Regions from separate parts of the Mus musculus genome. Here regions 2 and 3 are each linked to region 1. Evidence: chromatin loops called from intact Hi-C (ENCODE). Cell type or tissue: left cerebral cortex. All regions are shown on one strand. Region 1 overlaps Grb10 (growth factor receptor bound protein 10). Region 2 has its middle 76 kb from the start of Cobl. Region 3 overlaps Cobl (cordon-bleu WH2 repeat).

Region 1 (8,000 bases):
AAAGCAACTATGAGAGGAAGAATTTGTTTTTGGCTTACAGCTTGAGAGGGTACAGCGGCCTGTCATGGCAGAGATGGCACAGTTGGAGGGGTAGCTCAGTGCTGCAGGAACATGAGGTAGCTGGTTAAATTACCACAAGAAGCAGAGAAAACTCCAGCAGTAACCAGGTCTAGACACTACCTGCTACTAGTAACCTACTTCCTTTGTTTGCTGAAGGTTCCACAATGTCCCAGTGCAATGGTGCCAGCTGAGGACCATGTCCTCAAACACAGGAGCCTATAGGGAAACACTTTGCATGCTAAATGTAGCTGGTTTCAACCTAAGTTTGGGAAAACAGACAAGAAAACAGATGGATTCCTCAAACATCTGTTGAATGTTGACAGGAGAGGGTCTTGTCAAAAGCTATCAAAGTACTCCTTGCAATTTTTGCCCCACTTAAGTTCTAAACAACTGCCATGTCCTGGCCATGGCTAGCAAAGGCAAAGAGCTCCTGGACTGGCTCCAAAGTGGAGAGAAATCATGTGTAGGTGACTTAAAGTCCCATTTATACCATCAGGATTTTCTTTCCTCCCTTCTATCAATATCAAGTTTCAGCCTGAAGCATCCTGAGTTCACCCCTGGTGCTTCCTGATGCCTGCAGGAAGTGCTCTACAGACTAGGAATATGCTCCTGAAGCAAACAGTCCTAAAGCCCCCCTCCCCATAAAGCAGAGCCAAGTAAATGTTGACTCGCCACCTCCCAACCTCAACTCACCATCTCCTTACTCTTTAACTCCCAACAGTCTTGAGGGAAAAAAGCCCACTTAGCTGGAAACAAGGAAGGAGAATACTGGAAAAGAATCAAATAATCACCTATAGAAGGGGTCGAGGCACTGATGGCTTCAGGAATGAGGCAAAACATTGGGTTGTGTCCACCTGCATACACAATCCTTGACTGGCAATGGCTTGTAAGTTTAAAATGCTACACTTGAACAGCATATAACATACCCACTCTACAGAGCAAGCCTGCAACTCAGTACACTGTGAAGTGTTAGCCTTATTTCTCAGCATATCATGGCTAACTAGAGCTCTAGCCTCAGCCAAAGAACATGGGAGAAGGGAGAACTTCTAGCATGTCACTAACCCAGGAAGCAATCAAAATTCAAAGTAGGGTTTCTATTGAATGTATGTTGTTTGCATAGCATCATAAAGTTAAAAACTTACTGCCTAGATTAGAAGTGATAACTATTGTAATTCACTTATGAAACTATCAAAAAATTTAAATTAAAAAAATTGAGTCAAACTATCTCCAGTCATGTACCCTCTATAATGTATTCTATGGATTACAAGCAAATGCAGTCCATTCAAACAATTTTGGATGTGATGAGTGGCTGTACCAACTGTCAGATTTGCCTTTCAGTGTCCTGCACTGGTGGAAGCTGGAATCCTGGGGCCCAGGTCGACTTCCTTTTTAAAATGGGATGAAATAGAGAACAAGATGGCTCAAACAAAGGAACTCTTATGACACTCTCCCAGACTTCCCAGAGTCCAAAGGGCTAAGACTGCTTCCACACCACCCCTCATTTTGCTGTTGTCCCTCTAGTTAGGCAGTAACTCTGCCAGAAGAAGTTGCCAACCTTTTGCCCTAATACTCCAAAGCCCACGTGGTTACAAGGCCCAGAACACAGCATCTCTTCTCCAGCTTCATGTCCATTAGGAACCAGCCATGGGGGCTGGTGAGATGGTTCATCAAATAAAGTCGTTTGCCATCAAGCACAGCAACCTGGATTCAATCCCTAGGTCCCCCATGGTGAAAGAAGAGGACTTACATTGTCTGGTAACCTCTACGCATGGTCTGTGCCTGAGCCACCCTCTAAATAAAATGTATAAATAATAATAAAAAAAAAAACTAAAGAATCTCCAACGGGCCTCACAGTGATGGTAGTAGATTCCATTTCTGATGCAGCAAGGGCTAAATGGAGTCTGAAGATGTGGGCTGAGCAGTATGTGCTCCAAGGTCATACCCCTTCCCACCTCTGCCTAATACCCTGCTACCCTGGGTATCATCAGACCACAGTCCCCCAGGTCTACAATGGCACGTTCACCTGTGCTAACCCAAGAAAGCTTCATAAGGCATTCTTTCTACGTCATAAGTATGGAACTGTCTGGTTTTTGTGGGACCACAAAGGTTGAAAGTCAGTGAATTCAGACTGTCGCCCAAATGTCACCTAATTCTAAAATTCAAAAGATGCACTGTTCTCTGAAATTTCCAAAGCTCAGTTCTGGGTGGTAATTACATGACACTGAGAAGTGTAACCGGTGATGGAAATCCTTAGGAGAGGGTTTAAGAACAAAAATAACTCACATTTTAATTCTACCAATCTGGCACTACTCCTACCCCCTTCAGACTGGTAGTGAAATTGCCATTAACTCCATCTGCTGCCTTCTTCTAACCGTTAGTACGCAATTCTTAATACTGCTAGGCAGGAGCTATAATCCCTGATTTCTAGTCCAGACATGGGGAGTGGCAAGAAGCACAACAGGAATTCAGTTGTAAGTCTACATGGGGACCTCATACCTATCCCCACAATTAAGTGCATAGTTGTGTGAAACCCTAAATGGGAAGTGTCACTTAAATGGGAAGTCTTGCTTCTCAGGACTGATGAAAAGGAAAATCTCAGTCATCCCAACCCCAGCCCATCACCTCCCCATCCTCATCCCAGCCCATCACCTCCCCATCCTCACCCCAGCCCATCTCCTCCCCATCCTCATCCCAGCCCATCACCTCCCCATCCTCACCCCAGCTCATCATCTCCCCATCCTCACCCCAGCCCATCACCTCCCCATCCTCACCCCAGCCCATCACCTCCCCATCCTCACCCCAGCCCATCACCTCCCCATCCTCACCCCAGCCCATCATCTCCCCCATCCTCACCCCATCTGATGGATATGAGGGGCTAAAAGGTAACGCACAGGACCATTACCAAGTATTCCACCCCAGCCAACACCACCAAACGCAAAAAAACAAAACAAAACAACCCCCCCCTCCAAAAAAAAAAACCAAGACAAAAACCCAAAACAAACAAAAACAAAAAACAAAAAACAAAAAACAAAAAACAAAAAACAGGGACATGCAGAAAATGAAGGCCGAGGCTGAAGGCCCTGGCTACCAACAGGTCAAAATCCCTGCAGTCATTCACTACATTCCAAATTCAGACAGAACAAAAATGAAAAACACTCACTTTTTACTCACTGGTCCAGAAATGAAACTATTTGCTAATACAGACAGCAATGTCCCCAGCCAGCAGCTGCCTGGGTGAATGCTCTGTCCAGGCCTCTTATCAATACACTGGCCGTGGCTCCTGCCATCAACAGGAAAATGGCAGCTGATGAGAAGGGCAGTCAAAATGTAAACAGGTGATCTGACTGCTTCTCTGAAGATCTACGTCAATGGGGAAGGAATAGCGGCTATGGTCATGTGGACAATTTGTTGAGCTCAATCAAAAACATAGAAATGACGACAAGCTTTCTGTCATCCAATTTTAATTAATTGACATTTTCTTTCATTGAAATAAAAGGTTTTATGAATAAAGATTTACAGTGCCAATGTGCATTTATCCGAGGCTCCTATACTAGACTATTCTCCAGTGAGGTTTAAAAGATGACCAGGCCAACCTTAGTATCCTATTTCTAAGGAGAAAAAAGGTTCAGTTACCCCAGATGCCCATGTCTGCTTACAGCCCAAGCTGGTTCGCACAACCGCTGTCTACCACTTGGCTGAGAGCAGACGCTACGTCTCCACGTTCCAAATTTTCAGGTCTACGTGGGTACAGTTACTACTTGTTACATAATATCTTAAAAATCGAGATTAAAAATGGTTACATAATTCTATCCTACGGCTACGGTCCACCCAGGCTCGCGCGATCCCGGACTGTAGGCGAGCCGGGAGGCGAGCCGACAAGCGAGCGCCGGCAAGCAAGCGAGCCGACAGCCAGCCGCGCAACAGCGTGCCGAGCCCGAGGCCATTCGTGCTCGCGAGCTCGCAGGAGCTGCCCACCACTTGGACCATTGCAGATTTCGGGAGGTGAACCCTTTCCAAACGACCACCATGACTTCAGCATGTCTTCTCTTACCCCGAGTCCCCCGGAATGTTGAGGATGGCGGAGCCCACCTGCGTACCTGGAGAGCCGGCTAGCACAGACTTCGCCACACGGGGTCGCTGCGTGCGCGCTACCGGGGCCAGTGGACAGCTCCCGAACCCGGCAGCACCCAGCGCGTGGACAGCGCTCCTCATGGACAGCGCTCGGCCCCGCGGCTCGCTGGGGTTCGCCAAGGCTCCGCCCCAGCTAAGGGCCTACGGCTCAGAAAAAGGGCTCTGGAGCCTAGAGGAGCGCGGAGGCCCAGCAGGCACGCACCGACATGCGGCAACATGCGCTGACACGCAGCAACACGGGCCAACACGCGGCAACACGCGCCAACATACGTGTTACATGCGCCAACACTGGCCCACAGGCGCCAACACAAACCGGCACAGCGAACTAGCTCCTAAACGAACCGACAGGGCCGTGCCGCTCAGAGACGAATGATCGCGGCAGGCCGGCACGCGCCAACATAAGCCGGCACGCGCCAACACAGGCCTGCACGCGCTGGCACGCGCCTACAAACCAGCACGCGCTTCCAGAAACCGGCACGCGCCGGCACGCTCCAGGACAAATCGGCACGCGCCGGCACGCGCCAACGCGAGCCCGACACGCGCCAACGCGAGCCCGGCACGCGCCAACGCGAGCCTGGCACGCGCCAACGCGAGCCCGGCACGCGCCGGCATGCTCCGGAACGCGCCGGCACGCGCCAACACGGCTGACAGGCGCCCACACGCACAGACATAGGCAGACACGCGCCGACACGGGCCAACACGCTAAGCGAAGCAACACAGCCTCCCGAATAGCCATCCCAGCAAGGGGGCCAACCCCCCTCCACCTAAAAAAATGCCCGTCTGGACCCACCCCCATTATAGCCCAAGTGCTGGGAAGCCTGTCCTGCTGAGCTGGTCCCTGGTCCTCTACGGCTCTTCTCAGCTTCCAGGGAATTGACTGGGCACCCCTGACGACCGGGAGGACGAGGGACGCGGCTGGTCCTTGCGCACTACAGGAACCCTAGGACCAAACCCATGTGACGCAGCCACGCCCCGAGGCCCAGCGGGGGCCCTCTGCTGCCCAATCCCCGGATCCCTGGTTCTCATGGCAACCCTGAAGAACCTCTTGCTCCTAGCTTCTCGTCCTCCCCTCCCCCACTTCCCCCTTCGCTCTGATGGGCAAGAACAGGAACGGCGCCTGCAGCTCTCATGATGCCAAAAGTCCACCATGTCCACTGGTTAAACCACATACAGAGCTCAGGAATGGGTGGTGAATTACACCAGAAACACCATTTTCTTCACCTGCGAGAGGAGGGGAGCTCTGAGTGACCATGGCTAGAGAACCTCAGGATCCAGAATCATTTTCATCTCAAACCCTTCCCCCAAAATGTCAAAGCAGGAACATCAGAAAGGAAAGGCTCCTTTTGGAAGCCAACAAACACCCACCATTCTATCTCAGTGAGAAAGTGTGGTGCCATATATAGAATTAGCTAACAAAATAATACTCTATAGCAAGCATCTGCTATGCACTAGCTCTGTCTCTCTTACACATACACACAGGCAGACAGACAGACATACAGACAGCTGCAACAAAGGAAGCAACATATAAGCATTTAAGAGGATAGGAGATACTTGTGGTTTTACACACACACACACACACACACACACACACACACACACACTGCTTGTTAGTATCCTTGGGAGATTGGTTCTAGAACCCTACAGGTATCAAAATCTACAGATGCTCAAGTCTCTATAAGATAGATTTTTTTTTTTACATACAGCCTATGAGCATCTTCCCCATGTACTTTAAACCATCCTTAGACATCCCTAGATTTATAATGTCTTACACAATATAAATGCTTACAAATACTTGTTATAGTATATTATTTCTACATAATGACATGAAAAAGTCTGAGCATGGTCAAGAGAAAAGCAATTTTTCTGAATATTTTTGACTCAGTGTTAACTCAATTAGTGGATCCAGAATCCACAAATACAGAGCACCAAAGACATAAGACACACACGCTCACACAAGACACACACACACACACATGTTTACAATAAAGAAAGTAAAAAAGAAGGTTTGGAGAGATTATTTCTGACTCTTACCAAGGTACAGAGCTAGGACGCAGTAGATTTCACACTCTCCTCTAACAGACAGAAACTGTAGATGGCGATAAAAACAGTGGCAGCTACCAGTAGACCTCCGATTCCGAAGCGGAGGTAGACTACGCAATAATCAGATCTGCAAAGGGAGGAGGGAGCTCTGAAAACCCTATCTAGGCACCTTCTGAGGCCAAACAGAAACGTTGCAGTAAGGCAAGTGGGCTGGACGTCAGCTCAGGTCCCTAAGTACCACGGGGTGGAGGGGTGAAAAATGGGCAAACAGTAGATGCTCCCCGGGGAGCAGAGGCTTCAGGGTGGTCATGCTATAGAATCCTTTTAAATATAAAGTCAATCCAACAGAAGCAGGTTTGAGGCTGTTCTCAGTGTGGCATCCAACAGTGCTAAGCCCAAATCAAACACAGCAAGCCCTGGTCTGAAAACTTAACTTTGACTGGGTACTTCTTTTGTGGAGATTCTGAGCAAAGCAAACACCACCAGGGACAAAATGACAGACAGAAGCCAACTTTAAATTGCAAAAGGGAAGGAACACACTTCAGCTCATGTCTATGCTTAAAGTACAGTCAGTCCAAGGAGAGAAAACCTGGGTTCCCGGGGTATGTTTAGTTTGGACAGTCAACTCATATAGGTATCCCTGGGCCCCTCTGCTTGGCTGCTCAATGTTGGGGGTAGGTAGGATAGAGGAACTCCTTTGCCTGGACAGGACACCTGCCCTACAGCTTCCTGGTCTAGAAGAGCAGGTCATATAGGACAAAAGCATCAAACCCCCACTCTTCTCTATTAAAAAAAAAAAAAAAAGCAAAGGAGAACAATCTAATGATTACTGAGGGGGACTCCAGAGAAGCCACGCCTGTGCCTTCTAGCATTCTACACACATGGCCAGTTCAGTTGTAATATCAAAGCCAGTGGAGAAGGCGTAACTGACTCATCAAATGCTTAAGAGTTGAAATCTAACTGGAAATCAGGGATGAAACTTGAGACTCTGTGGAAGTCAAAAAAAAAAAAAAAAGAAATCTCAGAAGTGAGAACCACCATTACTCCTGTAAACACAAAAAAGGCAGATCCAAAGCAAAAAGCAGCTCTGGATGTCTTAAGGGGAGGTTAGACCTAGGGATCTCACCCCCTCAACAGACTTCTCTAGAAGCAGTGGGGAAAGGCAAGCCATTGGTTCCTGGCTAGAAACAATGGATCTAGTGAAAGTTCCCAGAACCCCTTCCCTTCAGAGCTATGAAGAACTCTGAAGATACAGGTATCAGGCGTGCCTCACACACTGGGACAGAGGATCAGTTAATGGCACCATACTGTGTGTGCTCCACAGGCTACTCAGGCACATGCTTTTGAAGTGGAAGAACAGGAAGGACCTCAGGGGTCCAAACATAGCCTCTAAAATGAGACAGGGGACCCTAGCAGGGGCAGAAGCCACTCCAGCTTTTCATAGGTAATCTATGGGCAACAGCCTCCATGGGACCTGTCTACACATCATTGATCTAAAACTCCTTTAACTACACCCTCGTGACCCACAGTATACACGAGAACCACTGTCCTGTCTACTCAGTCCCTATAGGCATCAATGGAGTACTAGCTGGCTGACAACAAGAGGTACCAATTAGAGACCCAACCTTGGACTCCAGCTTGCCCAGTTTCCTAGTCAGCCCAAGTGAGTGCTCACTGCTGCTGCCCTCAGCTCTACTCAGTTTCACAGTGGCTCACTAGGCCCCCTACTTCCTACCCATCTCTAGGCTCACTTCACTTCCCATTAAGTA
Region 2 (8,000 bases), 520 kb after region 1:
GCCTTGGGTACTGCAGTAAACCTGGAAATGTGTTGCACACCTCCTATTAAGATCCATTTCTGGTCTTGGGTGCATGTTCTCAACCTCAGTAGAGTGAAAAGCTCCCAGATCACTTGTCCTTGCTTCCCATCTGGTGTCTGATTCTGAATACACACTCACTTGCACTTGTGACAGTTTGCTGGCCTTGAAGGCAGGCAGGAAAGTGTGCTGGAGAGGATGAGTGGGAGAGGTCAGACATCACGGGTTAATGACAGAAATTATGGGAGGGGTTGTCATTAACAATAGCACAGAATACCATGTGACTGTGCGAGTGAGTAGCCATGGTTGGCAGAAGACAAGTATAAGAAGAGCTTAGCACCTGAGAGATAAGACTACTTAAAGACAAGCTGTTCGTGGGGGGGTGGGGGGGGGGGAATAAGGAAGAATCATACTTGTTGTTGCATCTGAGAGAGAGCATCCCTAGAGCTAAACTGCCCATGGATCACTGTAGTCTAGCAGTTTCCTTCAAATTAAAACACTTCATTCTGCAGGGAAGCTTATTAAGACAATAAACAGCTCAAAATAGCTTCAGAAGTTTCTGAAACAGACCAAATTCACCATCCCCAAGAACAAACAAACAATAAAGACTTCTGAGATTCACTCTCAAACAAGCCAATCTGGAGAGAAGATTCTTAGCTCTTAGCTTGCCTGTAATTTTAAAACCTGGCTTTTATTGCTTGTTCAAATACACCAAACAACCAAAACATGAATATGTTTTAATGGTTACCTTTACTTATTAACTGGACACAACTTAGAATCACTTAAAGGGAAGTCTTTTTTTTTCCAAGTAGATTTTTTTTTTCATTTACGTTTCAAATGCTATCCCAAAAGTCCCCTATACCCTCCCCATGTCCTGCTCCCCTACCCACCTACTCCCACTTCTTGGCCCTGGTGTTCCCCTGTACTGGGGCATATAAAGTTTGGTAGACCAAGGGGCCTCTCTTCCCAATGATGGCCATCTAGGCCATCTTCTGCTACATATGCAGCTAGAGACACAAGCTCTGGGGAAGTCTTACTGAAGGGCAGTCTACATTAGATTGGCCTATGGGAATGTCTGTGGAGAGTTTTCATTGTTGTTACTGTTAATTGATTTGAGAAGACCCAACCTTAGGCAGCAGGTGGAGAAATCAAGATGAGCACAAGTAAACAAGCATACACACATATACATACATACATACATACATACATACATACATACATACATACATATTGTCTCTCTGTTCTTTACTGTGCATGTGATATAACTAGCTAGTTCAATTTCCTGCCTCAATGTTTACTTATGGATATTAACCTGACCTGAAGCCAAATAATCCTGTTCTTTCTGAGGTTGCTTTATGTCAGGGCATTATTTTGCTATAGCAATCAAAACAAAACTAGAAAATATGTCATTGAGGAAAATGGAGCAAAATAATTGTTGTATGGTCATCGCATATTTAGTAAACTCTTAACATAAAATCACATTTGTCTCTTACCCTTTCTGTTATGGGGTATTTTTTTTTGTCTTGTCTTTTGGTAGGTTTCTATTTCTTCTAGGACTTTCACTTATTTTTAGAATAACAATTTTTAATTGTTATTAAAACACAAATAACAAAAATTTCTGTTTGTGACAGTTAACTTTGTGCATCAACTTGACAATGTCAGGTAAGGCTCACATATTTGATCTATGTTTCTATGATGGTGTTTCTAGATGAGATTGACATTTTAATTAATAATGAGAGAAATTTATGTCCCTTCTTGATGTGGGTAGGCCTCATTTAATCAGTTGAAGGGCATAACAGAATACATGCTCTCCAATAATAGAATTCTGTCTGCCTGATGGCATAAAAATGGAAGCTTTGGCTTTTTTCTAGTCTGAAGTCTATAGCCTTTGGGTTGAAATTTATACTATCAGTCTTCAAACTTGTCAACCTCAGATCTTAGGGCTTGGCCTCCATGACCTAATCTCCCCATTTATACATACACACAATTGGCTCTGTTTCTTCAGAGAGCTTCAACAAATAGCATTTTATTTATTCTGGAACAAACATTTCACTGACATTAATAGCATTTACATGTGTGTTACCATCAGTATTATTTGTACATCAAACATTTTTGCCTTGCAAAACATGAAATTCTTATCTGTGATGTCTTGAATTAAAAATGTTTTATAGAGTCTTGGCCACTGTACACTTGGTACTCAATTGTTAACATTATTTGGTGAGGTTCAGGTATTACAGACTTGGTACAGGAAGCAGGCCACTATGTGGGGGCTTTGCCATTCAAAGTCAGATGACATTCCAGTTTTTTTCTCTTTCGTTTTGTGCTTGTGTGTAAGATGTGGGCATTTGGCTTTTTGTTTCTGCTGCCATGCCTTCCTGCCATGATGAACTTTTATCCCCCTGAAACTATAAGTCAAAATACACTCTTTCTTCCATAAACTGCCTTTGGTTGCGGTGTCTTCTAACAATCACAGAAAAGTAACTAGTATCATACTCTCAAACCTTAAGTCTCCTTCCTCCCATCTCTCAGCTGTTGGTCCTTATCAGCTTCTTTCTGTTTGACTCATTTGACTCATCTACACACTTGTAATAAATGAGATGATATAATTTGTGTTCTGTTATTGGCTTATTTTAATTAGTCCTCTGGACATCTCATGTTGTAGCATCATTGGCAAGATGCCAACATTTTCTTCCTTTGTAGGTTAAACAGTATTTAAGACTAAATTGTAAAATCTATTTCTCCATTTGTCCTTTAATAAACACCCAGTGCTTATATCTTTCAGTTATTGTGAATAAAGTTGTTATTGTTCCTGTTGTTATTGTTGTTGTTGGTTTTGGTGGTTGTGCATGTGTGTGTATTAAGATCTCTGTTAAGTCCCTGTATTTAATTATTTTAGAAATATAGCCATAAGTAATGTTATGACATCATATGGCTAGGGGCTGTATCATTTTTTTCTTACATCCAACAGTAAACAAAAGTTCTAATTTTTCTATTCCCTTGCCTCTCTGTATGTTATTTTATTTCATTTTTTCTTTAATGGCAGGTGTATTAATGGACACAAGGTGATGGTAGAATATTTAACCTACTATTTTTCACAGGGATTTTATGACTAACCTCTTCCTTCTACTTAAGCCCCAAGACGTTTCATTTATCTGAATAACTTTTCCACAAAATATGTGATAAATTCCTTGGGTTTAGGCTTTAAAGGGATTAAAATTCTTTTCCAATGAGAAGCAAGCCCGTTCTCCAGGCAAGCGTCTCTCTAGTCAGTGCAAGCCTGTTATGAAGCCACACTGGTCTCTTTTGGGCTTCAATCTCAAGAAACTGGCCACTTGCTACTGGCTGAGTGACTACAGAACATGGACCACATGTAGCAGGGAGCTTCTCTCTGTGTTTACACAGTGGCAGGATACAGTCATCAGGTGGTAATGAAACCTTATCCTTGGAAGACCACCAGCGCCACCTGCCAGTCTCCTGTTGTAGTCTCTCTTCTCCAGAAGCGGAACAAATGTGATCCCTGTGCCTTGATTTTCCTTCAACACCAGAACACTTAAGACATTTTTTTGACTCTTCATTCATAATGCTAAGATGTAGCAAGAAGTGACAGTTGAAGTTTTCTCTTTTTGCCTCCCCTGATGAGCATGTCTGGATAGTGAACTTCTCTCTCTTGAGCTTCCTTCCTTCCTTCCTTCCTTCCTTCCTTCCTTCCTTCCTTCCTTCCTTTCCTTTTTCTTTCTTTTTTGGCATGTTTTGTGAGACAGGGTTTCCTGTGTAGCCTGGCTGTCCTGGAGATCACTCTGTAGACCAGGCTGGCCTGGAACTCAGAAATCCTCCTGCCTCTACCTCCCAAGTGCTGGGACTAAAGGCATGCGCCACCACTGCGCAGCACTTTGTTTCTATTTAAAAAATTCTCAACACTTTCCCCCTTCTATTGACAATCTCAGTCTCTCTTGCCAGTCTTTGAAGTTCATATTTAATTATTACATAAGTACTATTATGTTATTTTTTTATTACTTCCAAACATTGCTTGTACCCCAAAACTTTTATAAATGCATTCTTTTTCAGAAAATGATCTGTTCTTTTCTTCTCCAAGTTATAAAAATAACCCAATGCATATGCAACCAATTACAGTTGTAAATATGAATTTCAGTACTGTAAATATTATAAAAGTGATGGCTACTGGAAAAAAGCTGGGTGCCCAAATAATGTTAGCTAATTTTGGACATTATTGCTTGCTACGCTCTCCGGTCGAGTCAGCTGGACAAGCCGAAAGGCTTAAAAGTCACTCATGAGGCAAAAGAGTTTCAAGGAAGCTCTCCTCCTGGAGTCTAGCGTTCTCTACCCATACATTAATTTTTCATTCCCACGTTCCATTTCCGCGTTAGTCTAGTGTATAGATCCACGTGCTCTCTTTCAGTATCATCTTATTATAAGTGCCTTTTAAGATTGAATTCTGACATAGCTAAAGCCTTCTGCCAGTGTTCCAACAGTCCTACAACGTCCTTGAGCATGACCATGGGCTTGGAATTCAGTAAGAGTGTTGCCTATTCAGTGACATTCAGAATAGCCTCTGGTGCTACACTATCACTTAGAATAAAAGCCAAGTCGCTCCCATATACAGGAATTTACAATGTTTAGGAAGTAGATCGGGCTGTGGTTTTAGAGTATTGCATTATTCATGAGATGGTTAGTTAGAATGGAACTCCCTAGTTAGAACCATGACTTGGGTGTGAAAACCCTTGCCCTAGGAGAGTAAAGTTCTCACACCTGGCTTCTAAGACTATAGCTGACCTTAGATAGGGCTGACTCTGTCTCAGTTATTTTATTGCCCAGTTCCTGCCAGTCTTTGTGTTTTCATTCCTCTGTTATGTGTAAGAGTCTTTAAGCATCCGGTTACCTCATTTGTACCTTGCAGGTATGTCACCCAACTTTCTTATTGTCTTCTGCATAAAAAGTCTGATGCTTGATTTGAAAAATACAGATTCCACACAACCTCTCCTGTGTGTGTCTGTTTGTCATTCATCCACGCTTTGCCCACCTACGTCGAGAGACCCGTTCCATGCAGACACAGGGAGCCAGAGGGTCTGCGGCAATTGCTTGCTAGGATGGTGATGTTAAAGCTAAAATCACAAATTATTTACCGTGAGTTAGTCCAAGAAGAAGATAGGAAATGACTACTTCTGGCACCATAAGGAGCATGTACAAGGATCCTGAGGCCAGCAGATTTGTGGAGATGGGCAAGAGTGTTGGAGGTGGGGCTTGAGTCTATAGGCTGGTACTGGGGAAAATGGAGGAAGAAACAGGCCATACTGAAGTTATAGACTGCCCTAAAGACAGAAGTTCATCTCCATTTTGAGGCAATTATGGTGGCACTACAGAAGAACGAGTGGCCAGACAGCAAACTGCTGACATCAACAGCAACTCAAGCCACCTTAGAACATCACCAGGAGAGCACTGTCAGCATGGGAATGTTTTTAGTAGAGAATCAGAACAACAGAGTATTTTTTAGCCTGTGAGTTGAGAGCTTGCTCCAGTTGGTCGCCAAGTTCCAACCATAATCTTGTCTTTTTCTCTCAGCTTTTAAAAACCCTGAGACTGAAGTGTGTCTTACTTCTCTAGTTGCTTTTTGCTTCATCTACATGGTATTTTTCCACCTCATATAATGTTACTAGGGAAAGGAGTCACTGTATCAGTCATTTAGAAGGAACTTCCCTAGCCCTAAGTTGACCAGGCTGAGTTTTTGAGGATACTCAGTGCTCACCTTACCTTGTGATCACAGGGAAGAGTTAATATCACTGTCACCATATTCACCTGAACTGCCTTGCCACGCCCTTCACAGTTCCCACACATTCCTGATTGAACACACATTTCTTTACATGCTGAACTTTAAAGAACACATGTCTTCAATCTCACTTAACCATTTCAAAACATCTTGATTGGTAGATTCACTGTGCATCATATTTAACTTCTGTTTTGTGATGATTGTTTTCTTGCTGGTGCCACCTTGTGGCAAAAAAAAGAAGAAATCATTGAGGGTATTTAAGCAAAGAGCTGGGTCATGTAAATGCTATGCATTGCTTTGCTTGGCTGCATTGAGGAAGGGGAGAGGGAAGGAAGGCCTGAGAGTTAGGAAGGTGATGTGAGAGGGCCATCCACAGGGCTGAAAAGGTGGTGGTGAAGTGACACTGAGACTGTCAGAAAGAGAGCAAGGAGGTAGATTCAATACATCCTGTCAGATGTCATAATACAAAGGAAAAGATGTAATAAAGACAAACATTTTGTAAATATATTTCTTGGGAAGACTTTTAAAATGAACAGAATGGGAATTTAAAGTTTTCATAATTAATGATGAATATATGTAACAAGAAAACAAGCACCTAATTTGAACACACATGCTTCCTTGACAATTTTAAGGTTTCGATCACAAAAAGGTCTATAGCTAAACAAGAATAGTTACTTTGATGCATGACCAAATTACTTTCACTAAAGTTGTTTGAAGTTGTGATGTGGTTTCAGCCCCAGCAAGAAGTTAACCCTCACTCTTCCTTAAGGATCAGAAGAAGGTGCTGCTCTGCATCCTGACATTAATTATATTCATCATTAATGTCCTGACATTATTAATATTCAAGAGGGGATTAAGCTCACTCCACCACATAAAGGCTGATATCTTTTCGAAAAGAATATTGCAGCAGCAGGGTTAATTGAAGAGTGCCAATACCCCTAGTGTGTTTTATAAAAAGAGAAACTAGGATATGTTTAATAGAGTGCAGTATGGTGAGCTAAGAGGGGTGCATTGGTAGGCCCATGATGAGGCATCCCTTGCCCATGAGGTAGCAGACATATGACAAATATAGTGTAGAAAAGAGTTTATTTAGGGCATGGGAAGAGGGCTTAAGAAGGGAGTAGAGGCAGAGAAAAACAGAGAGAGAGAGAGAGAGAGGGAGAGAGAGAGAGGGGGGGGTCAAACAGCCCCTTTTATAGTAAGCCAGGCCTACTTGGCTGTCTCCAGGTAATTGTTTTGTGGAGCTTAGAAGGAATGCCAACATTCCTCCATTTTGGTTTGATTTAAAAAAATGAAAAACTAGAAAGAAGTGGTGGTGAAACAGGAATCGGGTTGGTGTGATCTTTAGCTACTTCCTGCTGACTTTGGGGTGACATGTCTCTGGGAAACCAAAGAAAATGGGGATTGGGAATTGGTCCAGTCTTAGGAGAGTTGGCTGTTTCCTTGCTGTCCACGGTCTGTGGAACCATCTGTGGGTAAGAAGGAGCAGGTCCAGTGTCTGTATCTGTGAGAGTAGACTGGAGCAGCTGGGGGTTTCTTCTCCGAAACTGTCCTGGATATAGATTTGAGTAAATGCCTGGACTTGACAAGATGCTGAAACACATACGTGCGTGCGTGTGCATACACACACACACACACACACACACACACACACACACGCACACACACGCACAAACATGCACACACAGAATTAGAGGTAGAGAATAAAGTTAAATACATTTGGGAGAAAAAAAATTTTTCTTTGGCATTTGAAACCCTTAGTGGGTGAAACCGTGGTGGTTGTGAGTGAGGGGAGTCCCAGTTCCTGGGAATAGGAGAGGAATCCCACCCTCTGGAATAGTTAGCAAGTGGAAACTTAGGCCATTGATTGGCTGGTGTACTTATCTAGATGGAGTCTGTTTGGTCCATGAGAGGTAGATCTGAGTGTGTTTCCTGGTGCTTGTATGTTTACAAAAGAGATACATCTGTTAACAGCATGGACAGTCTTTAAGATGAGGCCAGTGAAGACAAACACTTTCATGGAGCAGAAAGAGCAAGAAAGGCTTTTTTCTTCTATCAGGGGGACTGAATACACAAAAATTTAGTCAAATGAGAAACATTTTAAGTTTACATTTAAAAGACAACTAAAGGAAACTCAAAACTTTGTGAATATGATAATTGATCATATAGATTTAGAATGAAAACATCTTGTCTATAGCTA
Region 3 (8,000 bases), 270 kb after region 1:
TACCCCAACAACCACAGAATCATGTCCTCAAAAATATCTAATGTTGCACATTTTATGTTATTTTTTTAAGTTATAATTAAGAGCTACTAACTGATTCAGCAGTTTATACAAACAATTTAAGATGCCTTGCATAGGTCAAGCAAAAACAAGTCTAAGCAAAACACAGAGGCCGCCAGGCCCTGGAGCAGAGTCTCAAGGGCCCTTTTGCCTGGGAAGTCGGCAACACAATCTGTAGCTAATGGTTAATATCTTGGCTTGGTTTCCTCAGAAGTCCTGTTAGCTGGGAAAAACTGGTGACAACATGACAACCTTTAAGATGGATAGAATTCATTACACGAGAGGAGTATGAGTAACTGATTTCAGAAAACATTCGGAAGTCCATAAATATGAAGCATCTTTACAATGCTCTGCAAATAAACAGAATAAACAGGAAAACATGTTGAGCTGACTATGAATGATCTATAAATCCCAAAATTCAAATGCAACTAAGATACAAAGTAGGCTTCAATCATGTGTGTATGTGTGTTCACACGTGTGCATGCAGCAGCAACAACAGCACATAGGTGCACATGTATTCACAAATGCTTGAAAGACCCCAGTGGAGGCTAAGGCGTACACGTCAGAAAAGGGACAGCATGAGCTAGAGGGGCTTCTGGTTTCAGCATGGTGCAGGCTGTCACAGTTACTGACCATCCCTGGAAGCAGCTCCTGCGACGGACAGGTTTTCTCTGCTAGTCAGTGGGGAAGTCAGTGCGTTCAGAACTGCAGCTACTCTAGATACTGTGAGCAGAATGAAAGTCAGTTAGGGTAAGCACAGGAATGCCCACAGGAAAGTGGCTTCTTCAGAGACAGGGTCATGGTAAGTGGAGAAAGTCAGCAGAGTTAGTAGCTTGAAAAAGGCCAAGTCCCTAGAGTCAGGTTCTAGTATTGTCCCATGATTATGCATGGGTGCATCGTACTCTGTTGTCTCTACTATCTCCTTAGCAACCACGAGATGATGACAGCAATCATGGTCCAAGATTTGTTCTAAAAAAAACATAGAACCACAGCAAATTCAGAATGAAACATTTTGTGTAAAAGGGCTTTACAGTAGTAAATGAGTAAGTCAGGCCATAGGCAGGCCTCTTTGCATGAGACAATATGACTTGTATTCTTAAAAGATGAAGCGATTAGATCCCCAAAATAGAAGGAAGACCTATGCAGGCAGTGGAGGAAATGTCATCCATGAGCCAAACAATGAGCGAGCATTGGAAAGAACTAACCTATTGACATCACGATCACAGACTTTTAACCTTCAGAGCTGGCAGAGAGGGCATGGCTTGTTTGAGCTGCTGATATGTAATAACAGCCCCAGCAAGGCAGGGGACTCTTGTATGGTGTGGCTGAGGAGAAGAGTCTAAGTCTAGTCTTGAGAACTGTCCATGTCTGGGAAGTATGTAAGCATGGTGATTTGGCTAAATCTCTGCACTTGCTGTTGGATAGAGTTTTAACACACATATCAACTGGTGGCTGTGGACCCAGTCCATGAGCTTCAAATATGACCAGACCACTGGCTGTATACCTCAAATGGTAAGGGCTGCCATCCTCTGCGTTCTCCTTTTGTTGGTATATGGGCAGTTTTCAGAGGTAAAAAGGGGAAGCCAGAGACAATGCACAACACCGGCCCATACACTGGCAGGCATAATGAAGGCAGGAAATAGAATACAAGCTAAGTGCGTGGGACATGACTGGCAAGGAACAAGTCTAGGCATAGGGATGAACTTGTCTTTGGCCTCAGACAAGTTACTCTGTGCCAAAGTTTTCTTATTTGTAAACTGAGGATGTTAACAATAGCTCTGACTTGTTAGGGCTCTGATAAAGATTGAAGAATTAACCTATAAAAATGGGGGCCCCCAGTAGCTTTTTTTTTTACCTCATGCCTTTACCCTATGAGTAGTGAATCCATGGAGTACAAAACCCTGTCCGTCTCCAGCTGAGTCCTTCTTGCAGACCCACTATGTACCACCTTCTAGTTGTCACGTGCTCCACAGGCTTCAAACATCCAATGGATGCAGAAATAAGTATAAAGTTAATGATAAAGGAGGAAGCCGGAACATATTAATATGATAGCATGAGATTCTGACCTGTCCAAAGATAGGTAACTCTCCATTTTAATGATGGTTTGATCATGCTCTCCTCAATTTTCAGACCTCCTTCTTGTGGCAAATTAGGAATCATGGTGGTTTGATATACAATGTATTCCATATGTCCATGCATTTCAATACATTTTCTCCAAATGGTAGTGCTTCTTTTAAAGGTTATGGAACTTTAGGAGGTAGAGCCTTGCTGGAGGATGTTGGTCATCAGGGGTGGAGCCTTCATGTTTCATAGCTGGCTCGACCTCTTGTTCACTCTTTGCTTCTTAACTAAGATGCAACGTGACCAGTGCCTCATGCTCCTGCTAACATGCCCTGATACCTCAAAATGTGCTCCAAAAGAAACTCTCCCTCCATTAAGTGGTGTTTTCTTAGGTATCTGGTCATAGTTACCTAAGACAGACAATAAAAGAGGCCAACAACGATTCCTGGGAAAACTAAATGGACAGATTCACAGTTCTTCTTACAAAGCCAAACATAGACTCATGAATATCTTGAGTGAGGCAAACTGGCAGGCACAAGGTAATAATATCATATACTGTGCCAGCTTATACACTGAGATGTGCACACACACGGTGCACTTATGTCTGCATGCATGAATGTATACGTGTTACGAATGTACATATGGACATAGTGTGCCCACAACAGTGATGAATGCATGGCAATGAATGTATATGACATGGATACTCATATGTGTTGTGTATGCCTCCACATATGTTTACAGTGTGCATCAGTGTGTTTCTAAATTATGCATGTGTATATGTATAAATGATACAAAGATATAGTAGCACACACACACACACACACACACACACACACACATAAGCTCACAGTCATAATGTGACCACATACTAGTCACCTCAGCAGCAGCAGATGGAGAATCTACTAAGCTGAGTACAGGCCTTCCCATAACTGTGTGATTTCAGGCAAATCGGTTGATTCTTTTGGCTTTATTTCATTCTTTGTGCGACTAGAGAGGGACCAGCTTTAAGACTGTAGTCACCGAGCCTGCTTGTTCTGTGTGACCGGCACAAAAGCAAAGCCCTGGGGTTTATGTTTTGTATCTTTGTTTCCATTCTGCAGAGCAGTACACTAACAGGATAACCAGAGCTCCCCCTGGTGGTTGTATTTATGCAGCCAAAACCACTTGTTTTCCAAAGATGCCTTAAATAAACCAGCCCCTTAGGGACCACCAAGCTTGCAAAGAATGTGGGTTGGTGGGCATTACTTCTCACTGGAGCCTGGAAAGATTCTGCCCTGGCACCCACGCTGCCAACTCCCCAGAAGGAGACTGGTTGAAGCTGGCCCTGTCAGTTGGCTGTCAGGTGGGGTTAGGATAGCAAAGAGGACGGTTAACAAATGTATGAGCAACACATTTATGGCTCCCTGACAGGAGAAAACAACACTAAGAATAGTCTCACATTTCCTCTGGAAACGGATAGGGGGACAGAGGTCACCTTCTTGTGTGCATATTTACACATCTGCATTTTCATATATATATATATATATATATATATCTAGATGACTACATGGAATACATGCCCTATCCAGTTTTCCTTCTCCCTAGATCAAGGCAACTTCATTATAAGGGACATTAATTTCAACAACTACAATTCAATAATCTCCTAGTTAACTCCTAGAATGGTGTTTTACCTCTCATTTAACTTACAGTGTCACTAGAAACTATGTTTTGCTAGAATCCTAACTGGATTTATATATAACACTGACATACAGTGGTATATATAGATATGTGAATAATGTGTTATTTGTCCACAAAATATGCATATTTGCAGAGTAAAAATGGCTATGAATCACAGAAAGAAACGTTTGAGACACTGTGGCATAAATTAAGTTTGCTTATTTAAAAAAAAAACTGAGGAGAAGAAAAAAAATGTTGGAAAGAGAGGCTGTCAATGAGGTGCTTCAGAGTTCAGGCAGCACATAGCAAAAAGAGAAACTGGCCATGAAAACAAAGGCTCTTTATTGCTACCAAGAACCACCCATTCTCCTGCGCAAACAGAAGCTTCTATTAATAGCATATACTTAATTTTACACCTCTGTCCACCTCTGGTCAGACAGCGAGGAGCCTGACTGTAAGACACAATTACTCTCCCTTTAATTCTCTAAGTGGAAAGGCAGCACCTCCAAGAGTCCTAGGTGCCAATATGAATGTCAGGGTCAAGGAGACCAGAAGGCTTCCATTTTGAGCAGAGGGGCACCTGCTGCTCAGTTTGCCTGGAGGGACATAGGTCTGTGTGGAAGGCTTCTCATATGCTCCAGCAGGGAATAGCATTCTGAGTTAAACCAAACTTTTACACAGGAAACATTATTGAGCAGCAAGGCCATGTAATTATAATCACACCGTGTGTGCATGTGCGTGCATGTGTGTGTGTGCATGTGCATGTGCGTGTATATGTATCCCTGCCACGCACTCTGGTGGAGTCAGCTTGACCTTCTCCTGTTTTCAGCTTTGTGTGAGGCAGGGGATATTTTACCTTCTCCTAGGCCACTTCCTCCTATATCCCACCAGAAGATGCAGGAGTTCTTGAATTCTAGTCTATTCCAGGCCCAAGAAGAATGTGTGGTGCACATCAATTCTTCCATCTGGACTCAGGTTTGGGTTATTTTTCTCTCACATTTCTCCTTTCACTCAATTTACAACTATCCAATGTTCATAATCCTGAAAGCTCTTCCTCTTTCTGTGTCCTTTTCCTCTTTCCTTTCTTCTGTTCTTTACTGGAGATTATTGGCAGACACTGTCTTCTGATGGTTATGCAGCTTCGTGCATTATGATAAAAGGAACTATTTCCTTAAGAAGAAGAAGAAGACAAAAGGCTAGACGTTACTTGAGTGTCTTAAAATTGGAATATACATAGAAGTGACGATGTAAAGGGGACCACTCCGTCAGCAAGTACTGACTCCATCCAGCCAATGAAGAGAAAGATGACCTCATTCCAAAGAGGCTTCCTGAGCCTCACACTTGCACTAGTTAGGCCTTGGTTTTCAGTGAAATGTTTGAAGTTTGCTTGTTGTTTAGGCATTGCGACTAATGAGGTAAATATTATTTTGAACTATTTCCCTGATCCACAGCCCTTGAGTCTGAATTATACAACAGTATGCGCACACACATACACCTTCAAAGAGAAGACCAGCAGCAAACACTCTATACTAGATGAACTCTAGGACCTTAACAGTTTCTAATTGATTGTGATGTTTAAATGAACCTTGCATTCTTGTGTGGAAGGCCTTTACCTTCATCCTTGTTTTTTAAAGGCTATAATCCTACCTCTAATGCAAAAAGTTTGTTTGGTTATGGGAAATGTTAGCTTGCACATAGAAATATTTTGAATCTGATTATATGAACTATAAAAGTTGTGAACAAACTGAATCATATTATGGATCCAAATTAACACAAAAACTGTGAAAATTAGCAGCTGATAAGCATCACAAACACAGATGCAATGTGTGATTGATTATAATGGGTGCGAAAATGAAATTCCAGTGAGTAAACAGTTGGAAAAGATCTCCAAATTATTTCAGCTGCAAAGTTAACAGCTTTTACTTAAAATGAGAGGCTTTCAGAGTCTTCACATTCAGAGACAAAACACATGCAATTTACAGACTCAGTGTGTCTCCCTGTCTACTGTACAGACCCCTATAGTAAAAGCAGACGTGCTTAAGCCAATTAAAACTGACAAGTAAGTATAGCTAATTTTTCTTTTTCCTTGGCATTTACTATGGATTACATATTCTCCATGGCTCTTTCTGTTCTATGAATGTGCAAGGGGACATGTCAGTGACTAGTCTGCTTGATTTGTGGGTCTCCAGTCAGGACATGGGAACTATCATCTTTTACTGATAGCATGCACAACATTATGGAGAAAAGGCATTACATGTTTTTTCTCCAGCTGGCTTATCAGGAGAAGGCGTAGCCTACAAAGTCATGGATGGGTTCTGGAGTAAGTCAGAGAGGAGAAGCCTTTCTGAAAGGCAGATGCACTGGGGGAAATTAATGTTTCTAATTTTTATAAGACTCTAGTATAATGTATAGCAGATACTAATCTGTCTGACTTTATTGTATCAGGGTTTCGGGTGTTCTGTCATAGAGGTAAACCAGGGAGTGTCAGAGACTAGCCATCCATGTCATAGGTGACCTTTATGATCCTGTAAGTGGAACTTTTGCAGTCAAGCTGTGTTTGTCATGTACTTAACTGTTTTCCCTTCATGTTTGTGTAGTATGGATGTGTGTCTGTGGAAACTCTGTTCTCACCCTTTTTTTTTCCCCATATCTCCTACACTTTAGCCAAGGATTTCATAGGCAGCATCACTCTTCCCTCTGTGCTCAAGTTTTGCTGCCACCTTTCTTCTGTATAATAGATACTTCTCCAATAAATGCTTATTGCTAATCCCAGCACTTGGGAGGCAGAGGCAGGCAGATTTCTGAGTTTGAGGCCAGCCTGGTCTACAAAGTGAGTTCCAGGACAGCCAGGGCTACACAGAGAAACCCTGTCTTGAAAAACCAAAAAAACAAAAAACAAAACAAAAATGCTTATTGCTGTAATTATATACAATCATCTACAAGCTTGAATGTCTGGCTCATAAATCCTGATGCTTTCCCACCATTTTATAAACATTACCTTTCTTGTTTAGATTTCCCACTTAATGATCTGAGGTTAAATGACTGCTATTGACCAGACAAAAGTCCTTTATTTCAATGCAAAAAGGAAAATAAAAAAGAAAAGAAACAAAAAGACAAAGGACTTTTTTGAGAGAGAGAAAAAGAGAGAAGATAGAGACAGAGAGAGACAGAGACAGAAAGAGAGAGATTCTCATTAATTTTTGGCTTTCCCTCAACTGTATAGGTTTCCTGTAGCTCCAGCTTGTATTGTTTCAGCACACACACATACCAGCATCGGCTAAGATCATTCCTATAGTTTTCAGCTAATGTTTTCATTGTGATCAACAAGACAACAATCTTGTAGGTAAAAATTACTCTAAGCACAACCTTTAAAAGATTCTTCTGGAGAGAAACATGAAAAACCTCTCCAGATCAAACGTATCTTTGTACATTAAAAAAAGTTGATCAAAGTAAGCAAGAAACATTTGCCCTTTCTGCTTAACCTTGCATGTTAAATATGATCCTTCTTACCTATTCTGTCTTGGATGATGGGAGTGACAGTAAGTACGTCAGTTTCCGCACGGTTGCACAGGGATCTTGGAAGAGCCAAAGCCCCTTGTAGACATAGCTGTTATATTCTTTGGCATCCCTGCCATCTGTATAAATCTTAGAACCAGGATTTGTCAAATGAAAGACACCATTTCTCCCTTGCACAGCTAAGTAAAACCCATGTGTTTGTTATCTACTTTTATTTTCTGGCAATCCAGACAATGCCTAGTACCAGGTAAATTCTTGATGAGTCTCGAATGGAAAAGAAGAATGGATGAATAATGCAGGTGAAGGAAAAAACATCTCCCCTTTTCATTTGTTCTGTAAACTAGCTGACTGGCATAGGACAGAATAATGGGAAAACTACAGATACCTCAAGGAGTTGAAGTGATGAACTGACATGTGGAAAATCCTAGATCCTAGGTTCCAGAAGGTGAGAGTGCACGTGTTCAATACTTTGTTTCACAAGGTAGGTGGAATATGTCTATTCAGTTCAAATTGACAATACCAGAAAAATCATGTATACAATCTATGTTTGAGGAAAACGGAGACTAAATTCTGGAAGATAACATTGAATACAAAAAGGATATATTCAGATAAAGCAGTATACTTAACAGTAAGAAATACAAGTACCCGGGGATTTCAGATAAGTCAATATTATCAACTTAAAATTCATATTGCAAAGTCCTTACCCCTTC

Evidence for each region. A loop is a pair of places that touch in the nucleus more often than their neighbours do. Peaks named below come from ENCODE experiments on the same cell type or tissue, not always from the same donor. Only the 100,000 strongest peaks of a DNase experiment are listed, where the experiment ranks them.
Region 2: a loop joins it to region 1, with 5 times the contacts of the local background. A loop is called at or near these places in 10 of 42 quality-filtered maps.
Region 3: a loop joins it to region 1, with 12 times the contacts of the local background. A loop is called at or near these places in 21 of 42 quality-filtered maps.

What each region holds. Positions count from the first base shown.
Region 1 is chr11:12,021,681-12,029,680 of GRCm38, forward strand. All of the region lies in intron 1 of Grb10 (growth factor receptor bound protein 10), which reads right to left. Among named protein-coding and RNA genes, the nearest start is that of Grb10, 12 kb to the right of the region's middle. In left cerebral cortex, a CTCF peak has its summit at 4,196 (motif pointing right); DNase peaks (open chromatin) are centred at 3,360, 3,939, 4,217, 4,706 and 2 more places; H3K4me3 peaks cover 2,355 bases; H3K27ac peaks cover 2,056 bases.
Region 2 is chr11:12,537,219-12,545,218 of GRCm38, forward strand. No RefSeq gene overlaps it. Among named protein-coding and RNA genes, the nearest start is that of Cobl, 76 kb to the left of the region's middle. In left cerebral cortex, CTCF peaks have their summits at 3,492 and 6,023 (motif pointing left); DNase peaks (open chromatin) are centred at 3,449 and 6,023.
Region 3 is chr11:12,288,333-12,296,332 of GRCm38, forward strand. The region is part of intron 9 of Cobl (cordon-bleu WH2 repeat); the gene reads right to left. Among named protein-coding and RNA genes, the nearest start is that of Gm12002, 22 kb to the right of the region's middle. In left cerebral cortex, a CTCF peak has its summit at 3,264 (motif pointing left); a DNase peak (open chromatin) is centred at 3,247.